Regions from separate parts of the Homo sapiens genome. Here region 2 is linked to region 1. The links are chromatin loops, found by intact Hi-C in ENCODE. Cell type or tissue: CD4-positive, alpha-beta T cell. All regions are shown on one strand.

Region 1 (4,000 bases):
CCCACTCACAGACCCAGGCTCTGCCACTAGGGAACCCAATCCTATTTCTGTAAGTCTCGCCGTTGAGTATGGGGAGGTGAGGACAGATGATGATTAATGTCAACTCAGTTCCCACTCGGAGGAAAGCCTCATTCTCAACCCAGTAGGGTGGTCCCTGCTTTAAACACCCCTCAAGGGAGGAGAGGGAAACCGATTCACCCAAAAGGTAGATTAGGGGACCTTGGTTCACTGTATATGATGATTCAATAAAGGGTCCCTAGTGCATTCCAAGCGATGCCCTGTTCACTTCCAGGAACTTATACTAAATAAATTATCACGATTGTGCAAACACATTTAGCTGTAGGGATGTTCACCTCAGTATTGGTTATAATAGGAAAAAAAAAGAAAATAGCTGGAATGTTTAACCGAGGGATATTAGTTAGACTAAGTTACTTCCAGAGAGAACTCAGTGGAACCATAGAAAAAAAAATGATAATATAGGTGCAGTTTCAATATGGAGGGGTGACGGGGAGTTATTAAGTAAACATAAAGAAATTTCTTTAGAGACAGGATCTTGCTCTGTTACCAAGGCTGGAGTACAGTGACACAATCACAGCTCACTGTAACCTCCAAATCCTGGGCTCAGCAATCCATCTCTCTTAGTCTCCCAAAGTGCTGGGATTACAGTCATGAGTCACTATGCCTGGCAATTTTTTTTATTTTTAGTAGAGAGAGGGTCTTGCTATATTGACCAGGCTGTTCTCAAACTCCCGAGCTCATGTGATCCTCCTGCCCTGGCCTCCCAAAGAGCAAGGATTATAGGTATGAACCACTGCACCAGGCCAAACATAAAAATTTTAACTCATTATCTTAAAAGATTATAAAAGATTATAATAAAGCTTTTCAAGATATGCAATGGCAGAAAGAATGGTATAATCTGGGCCAGGTGCTGTGGCTCATGCTGTAAACCCAGCACTTTGGGAGGCTGAGGCAGGGGGATCACCTGAGGTCAGGAGTTCAAGACCAGCCTGGCCAATAGGATGAAACCCCGTCTCTACTAAAAATACAAAAACTAGCTGGGCATGGTGGCGTGCACCTGTAATTCCAGCTACTCAGGAGGCTGAGGCAGGAGAATCGCTGGAACCTGGGAGGCGGAGGTTGCAGTGAGCCGAGATCATGCCACTGCACTCCAGCCTGGGAGACAGAGCAAGACTCTGTCTCAAATTAAAAAAAAAAAAAAAAAAAGAGAGAGCATGGTATATATAATCTGTTCCCATCAATAATGATCAAGTATTAATAATTATTTGTCATCCCTGCTTCTAGCCCTTAAAAAACTAATGTTTAAAAAGAGAATCTATAGTTTAATCCCATGTTTGTAAAACAAAAATTATTGCACTAGAAAATGGAAGGTTTGAAGGACTCACTCCAAAGGTTACCAGGGGTAATCCACACATACTTTGAGCACAGACAGAACACTGACTAGCAGAGAGAGGGGTTTCAGTCTGGGGCTAAAAGAGAGAACACAGAATTTGTTTTCTTTTAAGACTTGCCAGGAAATGGGGCTTACTTAGGCAATAGATACATTTGTGAAATATCTGTGGTAGAAAGATTTCAGCCCTCCAAAAGCTCAGAGGAAGTCAGAGGGGAGTCAGAGGAAGTGGCTGCAGCTGGAGGCAGGGGGATGGAACTTGAGAGGTCCTCCCGGGCCAGGGGTAAAAAGTGACAGGCCGGGCACGGTGGCTCACACCTATCATCCCAGCACTTTGGGAAGCAAAGGTGGGAGGATCACCTGAGCCCAGAAGTTCGAGACCAGAGTAGACAACATAGACTGTCTCTACATACTTTTTTTTTTAATTAGCTGGGCCTGATGGCACAAGCCTGTAATCCCAGCTACTCAGGAGGCTGAAGTGGGAGGATTGCTTGAGCCCAGGAGGTGGAGGCTTCAGTGAGCCATGATTGCACCACTGCACACCAGCTTGGGCAACAGACTGAGACCTTCTCTCAAAAAGAAATAGTAACAGGGAGCCAATAACCTCTCGCTTCCTCACCCCTCTTTTGTCTTCACAGCCTGCAGCACAAAACTGTGATCTTCATGTTTGCCCAGGAGCCAGAGGAGCAGAAGGGGCCCCAGGAGAGGTAGGGCCCGATTTCACCCCAACTCCATGCTCAGTCAGGGACATTCCCCTCTCTACCCTCCACAGCTGGGCAGTGCCAGTCAGTCAACTGCCAGGGTGACCTGGACAAATTCACGGAAGAGCGGGAAGTGAGCAGGCTTGGCAAAGGATGCAGCCCCAAAGGGGGAGGGTCCAAATCCAGACCACCTCCGCCTCTCATGGTGCCTGAAAGGAGCCCCAGTGTGTAGGATATAGACAGCAGGCCAGGGCAGGAGTTGGGTAGCCAGAGGGGGATTCCGGGAGACTAGAGCCCTCCAGCTTAAACCCAGGGGATTGCCTGGCCTGTAGCTCTGGTCCTGGTCGGAACTTCTGTATCCCTTTCACACAAGGACCCATTAGGGTCCTGGATTGCCCCAGCCTAGCGCATGGGTAGAGACTCAGCTCTTTGCTCCCGGAGCCCACCCACAATCTCTTCTGTAGAGTCTGGACTACTGAAGGCTCGATTCCAGCTGGGGCTGACATCTCTGAAGCACAGATGAGGAGGAGGATGAGATTAATGATAATAGCAGTCAAGGTCAATTGAGTACTTGCCATGTATGCACCAAGCACCAAACTAAGGCAGTTCACATACAGTCTCCCATTGAGAGGCTGTGATTTGTCCAGGGTCACACAACCAGGAAGTGGAGAAGCCAAATTGGCACCAAGGTCTGATTGACTCTAGGTGGAGGATAGGGCTCGATGGTGGAAGGCCAGGCTGAGGATGGATTCTGGAGATGGCGGACATGGCCTTTGCTCAGCCTGGCCTTGGTGATGTCCCTCCAGGGCTGCATTTCTTGACAGCCTCATGCTCCAGATGCCCTCTGAGCTGCCTCTGAGCTCCCGAAGGATGAGGTACAGTGATGGCCTCCAGCCCTGTGTGTGATTCCAGCCCCCTCCCTTCCCCTGCTCAGAGCCTGCTCCCAAACCTGTGCCCAGGCCCCACATGCTCCCTGAAGGACACCTGACCTGCTGTGTCCAGGGGTCATGGCCTGGCTTCCCTACCTCCTACCTCCCCTGCCCAGCCCACCCCAGACAGGGCTCACAAGGCAGCCCCGTCAACCACCTTCCCAAGCCCAGGAGACCCCACTCCCCTTAGCTCCCTGACCCCCAGCAGCTGAGGGGTTGTGGAGACTCTGAAAAGAGGTGAAGGGGAGCACTGGGCTCCTTCTGTCATGATCCTGGTGCCTGGGCCTGGGGGCTCCCATCAGCACTCTTCCCCCCTTCTCTCTTGGTCTTTGTCTGTCCTAATCTCCCTCTGTCCCTCTGCCTGTTTCTCTCATTTCTTCCCTCTCTCATCGTGTATTTCTGTTTTATCAGTTTATTTAACTGTTATTTCAGTCTTATCTGTCTTCCTCTGATCTGCTCTCTCTCTCTGAGGTCTCTGTGCCTTGGTTTCCTTCCATCTGTGTCTCTGCCCACCCTCTGCCTATATGTGACATCCTGTGGGTGTCGTGTGTGTTGGTCCCTCTTTGTCCGTCTGTCTAGGTGCCAGATACATCCCAGTCCCTCCTCTCCTGCAAGCCTCATTCTCTGCCTCTGTGTCTGGGGGGTGGGAAAGCGGCTCCTTCCCGCCTCTGTTCAGTGGGGCATGCAGCACTGTGTTTTTGTCCCTGGGCAGGCTGACACATTGTGGCCTCCAAGAAAAGCACCTAGAGCAGCTCTGCAAGGCTCTGGGAGGAAGCTGCCACCTCGGTCACCTCCACCTCGAGTGAGTGGTTTGTGTGTTGGAAGGTGGGTGGGTGGGGCCAATTACAGTGAGTTAGTGTTGGTGTTTGGGTTTGGTTTTTAAGATTTAGATCAACTGTTCTTTCCCTGCTGAAGTCAGAAACCCCTTGGAGAATCTGGTGAAAGTTGTGACTCTTCCTCCC
Region 2 (4,000 bases), 100 kb after region 1:
CATGTTTCTTCTTATGGAATGGAATGTTTCCTGCTCTAAACCCATTTCCTCTTTTTGTTTTTTGAGACAGAGTTTCACTCTTGTTGCCCAGGCTGGAGTGCAATGGTGCAATCTTGGCTCACTGCAACCTCCGCCTCCTGGGTTCAAGCGATTCTCCTGTCTCAGCATCCCAAGTAGCTGGGATTACAGGTGCCCACCACCACGCCTGGTTAATTTTTTGTATTTTTAGTAGAGATAGGGTTCCACCATGTTGGCCAGGCCTGTCTCAAACCCCTGTCCTCAGGTGATCCGCCCGCCTCAGCCTCCCAAAGTGCTGGGATTACAGGTGTGAGCCACTGCACCCACACCCATTTCCTCTTATGAAATGGGCGTAGTAAACCCCCAGTGTGCTGTGAGGACCTGGGTGCAGGCTTAATGGGCAGTAACTGGGAAAGGCCTGGGAGGGATATTTTTTTTTTGAGACAAAGTCTCATTCTGTTGCCCAGGCTGAAGTGCAGTGGCACAGTCTCAGCTCACTGCAATCTTCACCTCCTGGGTTCAAGCAATTCTCCTGACTCAACCTCCTGAGTAGCTGGGATTACAAGCACCTGCCACCACGCCGGGCTAATTTTTGTATTTTTAGTAGAGACAGAGTTTCACCATGTTGGCCGCACTGGTCTTGAACTTGTGACCTCAACTGATCTGCCCACCTCAGCCTCCCAAAGTGCTGGGATTACAGACCTGAGCCACGGCACCCGGCCGGGATTTTTTTTTTTTTTTTTTTTTTTTTTTAATTCCTGGGTTTGCTGGGCTAGAACTGGCTAGAGAGGGCACAGCAAGAGGCAGGCTTCACCTTGCACTCCCTCCTGTTCGGGTGCCAGGCCATTGTCCCACCCAGTCTTGTCCACCCTGAGCAGGCTTTCAAAGGGATAGAAAAAGAAAGTCTTGCATGTTTGTTTAAGGGGAAAAATGTGGGGCAGGGAGCGGGCGTGCAGCCCAGTGTTAGCGCCAGGGCCCTTTCACAGCTGCACCTGCAGAGCTGGGGCAGGACTGGGCAGGAACCAGGGTCCTGGGGAGAGGTGGGTCTGTGTCTGCTGGACCCAGGTCTGAGGGGGTTTGGGCCCCAGGAAAGGCCAGGAAGGGCATTTGTGTGTTCTGGGGAGCAGCTGCGGAGAGCTCCCCAGAGGGAAGAAGCAGAAGGACTTGAGGCCCAAGCACCTGGTGCTAGTCCTCTGGACATCCCAGCCACTTTTGCTGCGACTTGGTCCTCCCGGCCTGGGGGAGGCAGCCACCTCCTGGCTCCTTTCTGCTGGAAAAGCTCTGTCACCCACCCAGGCTGTGTGACCTCAGGGGATGTCTGAGCATCTCTAACCTGCAGGAGTGGGGCCAAGGGGCCTCTTATCAGGCTCTCCCACTCTGATGTCCAAGAACAGATAAGGCCATTCTCTACCTCCTGCCTTACCTTATCCCCTTGGCCTCAGGGTACACCAGTGGAGGGGAGGTGGGGCTGCCTGGTGGTTCAGCCTCAAGCTCTGGGAGGTTCAAATCCCAGCTCCCCCACTTCCTGACTTCGTGGGACCGAGAGCAGGTAGCTTAAACTCTGTGAACTTGTTTCCTCATCTGTGCGACGAGGATAATGGAAACAGTCCCTGCCTTCTAGAACTAGATAGGCATAGAAATTGCTCAGCATAGTGCCTGGCACACATAAAGTGCTTCCCTGCTGGCCGAATCTTTTGGGGACACCTCTTGAGCTAGCATTCAGTGATGCCAAGCACAATTAGTCCCAAAGCAAAAGGAAGTCATTTATGAATTATCCCCTGATGCTTTTGTCAGCCGTTTTTTAGTTTGGGGAAGAATATTTGGTGTGGCTTCACCCTCCCCATCCCCAGACATATGTGCACCGATGCACACCCACGTACAGGAAATTGAGAGCAGGTGGTGGAAGCCTCTCTCTAGGCAGGGCTGCACTCTCCCATTCATTCACTCAACACATCTTTACCAACCAACTTCTGTGTAGCACTGGGGAGACCATGATGAGTGACACAGGGCCTCTGCCCTCCCAGAGCCTGCAGTCTAGTGAGGAGCCCTAGGCCAGGAGCAGGAGGCAGGGAGACTAAGCCTGAGGCGATGGAAGCACGGGCTCACAGAGGTGGCATCCGACCCAGATGGAGGGCTCAGGAAAGGCTTTTTGGGAAAGTGACATGTGAGCTGAAACTTGGAGGATGCTTGAGTTAGCCTCATAAAGGATGTGTGTGCGTGGAGTGTCTCAGGCGGAGGGAACGGCACGTGCCGAGGCCTGGAGGTTTGGTGTGTGGGTGTATCGGAAGGAAGGAATGTGTTGAAAGAGGAGGAGGTGGGGTGAGGTGAGGCTGAAAGGTAGGCCAGCTCCTGCGGGGCCTCGGAAGCCATTGAGGAACCTGGGTTTTCTCTGGAGGGCGGTGGGGAGCCACTGGAAGGTCTTATGCAGGTTTGAGTGAGCCTTGGGGGGACTCCTATCTCAGGCCTTCATCTTTCCCTCTGCCTTGGCCCCTGAGACCTGGGCCTTGCTATTCATGGCCCATTCCTGGTTGGTCACCCAGGTGTCTGGTGTCCCAGTGGAGGGGGAGCTGGGAAGCACCCAGCCAGCTCCCTGGAAATTCCACCCGCTCCCCTCGCAGGGTCCTCAGCTGCCAACTTCCCTGAAATGAGCTAGGGAGTAAGTGCAGCTTCCCTAGACTCTGCCTGGAACTGTTGTGGTCAAGTCAATTTCTTATAAATCAAATCAAACGTTAAATGCATTAGGGGAAGCAGTTGTTTACAGCCCTAGAAACCTGAAGAACCTCGGAGTAAAGGCAAGAGTTGCTTCATCCTTGTTGGGAGTTGGGTTTTTGGATTCAATCTGACAGTGATGGGCTGTTTCTGGAGGTGGGAATGCTGGGGACAGGGTGAACCAGGACCACCTGCAGGGACAACAGAGCCTGCAGAGCCTCTTCCAACCCCTTGCACCCGATTCCACCCTCCGTTCTCTCCATCTACAGCCCCTTCCCCTTTGATCTGTCCTGGGGGTAGGGCTGTGTAATAGACGTTTGAGGCTCCTGAACAACTCTGGCTTTGTCCAGGCTGGGCGGGAAGCCGGGGACTTGTCAGCTGCACTTCCACTGCCGAGGTCTGGGCTGCTGACCTCAGGCGCAGCTGGGCACTTGCTGAGGCCAAGCCCCTGTGTGTGGGCATGGTGGCTGGTTGATTGGCACATAGGGGTGCGGGTTAAAGTCCAGTACCAGGGCTCTGGGCCCCACCCTGGGCTGCTATCCTGGATATTCAGGCCCTCAGACACTGGCATGCTGGGTGGGAGGAAAGCTTTTCCCTGCCAGGCCCCTCTGTTGGAGACAATGACAGACCACTGGTGCCAGTGGGCGGTGGAGGAGGACATCATGTAAAGAGCCCCAGCTTCGGAGTCAGCCAGGCTGGGTTCAATCTGGACTGTGCCAGTTCCCGGCTGTGAGGCCTCAACAAGTTACATCACCTCTCTGAGCTCCACTCCTCTAGAATGGGAGTCAGCATGAGGGTGACAGGCAGGGTCTGTGTAGTGCTGTCACTGTGTGGTATCACCTCCTCTGGCCACTGGTGCCCACAGTCCTGCAGGAACCTGGCCCTGTCTGCCCCCAGGCTCCCCAGGGAGGAGGGCTGCCAGCTAAGAGGTAGGCCCAGGCCTGAGCCCCACGCATCTCCTAGGCACGGGGGCTGATAGAAACGAGGGAGCCAGGAGGGCCACGTGTGGAGGGAGTGGGCACTGCCTGCCTGAGCTGGAACGGGCTTGGAAACAGATCCCACCCACTGAAAGGTGTGGCCCATTAGACCAGGACCAAGCATTCTTTTCTTTCTTCATTGCCCGGCCTCTTAGTGTCTTTCTACCTATCTGCTTAGGTGTCCCAGAAATGTTGCCCTGGACTGTTTCTGATGGTATTGAGGTGGGGTTGGAGGGCCGCCTAAGGGAAGGGGCCCAGGAACAGTGGTGGGCTGTCAAGGGTAGGGTCTGGATGGG

What was found. Hi-C counts contacts between places; a loop is a spot of excess contacts. Peaks named below come from ENCODE experiments on the same cell type or tissue, not always from the same donor. Only the 100,000 strongest peaks of a DNase experiment are listed, where the experiment ranks them.
Region 2: a loop joins it to region 1, with 2.6 times the contacts of the local background. A loop is called at or near these places in 1 of 110 quality-filtered maps.

Annotation. Positions count from the first base shown.
Region 1 is chr16:57,037,735-57,041,734 of GRCh38, forward strand. NLRC5 (NLR family CARD domain containing 5) reads left to right here. Exons shown (of 49, transcript NM_001384950.1): 16 at 2,047-2,115; 17 at 2,916-2,984; 18 at 3,751-3,840. Among named protein-coding and RNA genes, the nearest start is that of NLRC5, 50 kb to the left of the region's middle. RefSeq lists an enhancer at 1,663-1,862. In CD4-positive, alpha-beta T cell, no CTCF peak of the experiment used is centred here; DNase peaks (open chromatin) are centred at 1,617 and 3,827; H3K4me3 peaks cover 1,016 bases; H3K27ac peaks cover 3,898 bases.
Region 2 is chr16:57,140,125-57,144,124 of GRCh38, forward strand. All of the region lies in intron 14 of CPNE2 (copine 2), which reads left to right. Among named protein-coding and RNA genes, the nearest start is that of PSME3IP1, 44 kb to the right of the region's middle. RefSeq lists a silencer at 1,807-1,986. In CD4-positive, alpha-beta T cell, no CTCF peak of the experiment used is centred here; a DNase peak (open chromatin) is centred at 1,947; H3K27ac peaks cover 1,376 bases.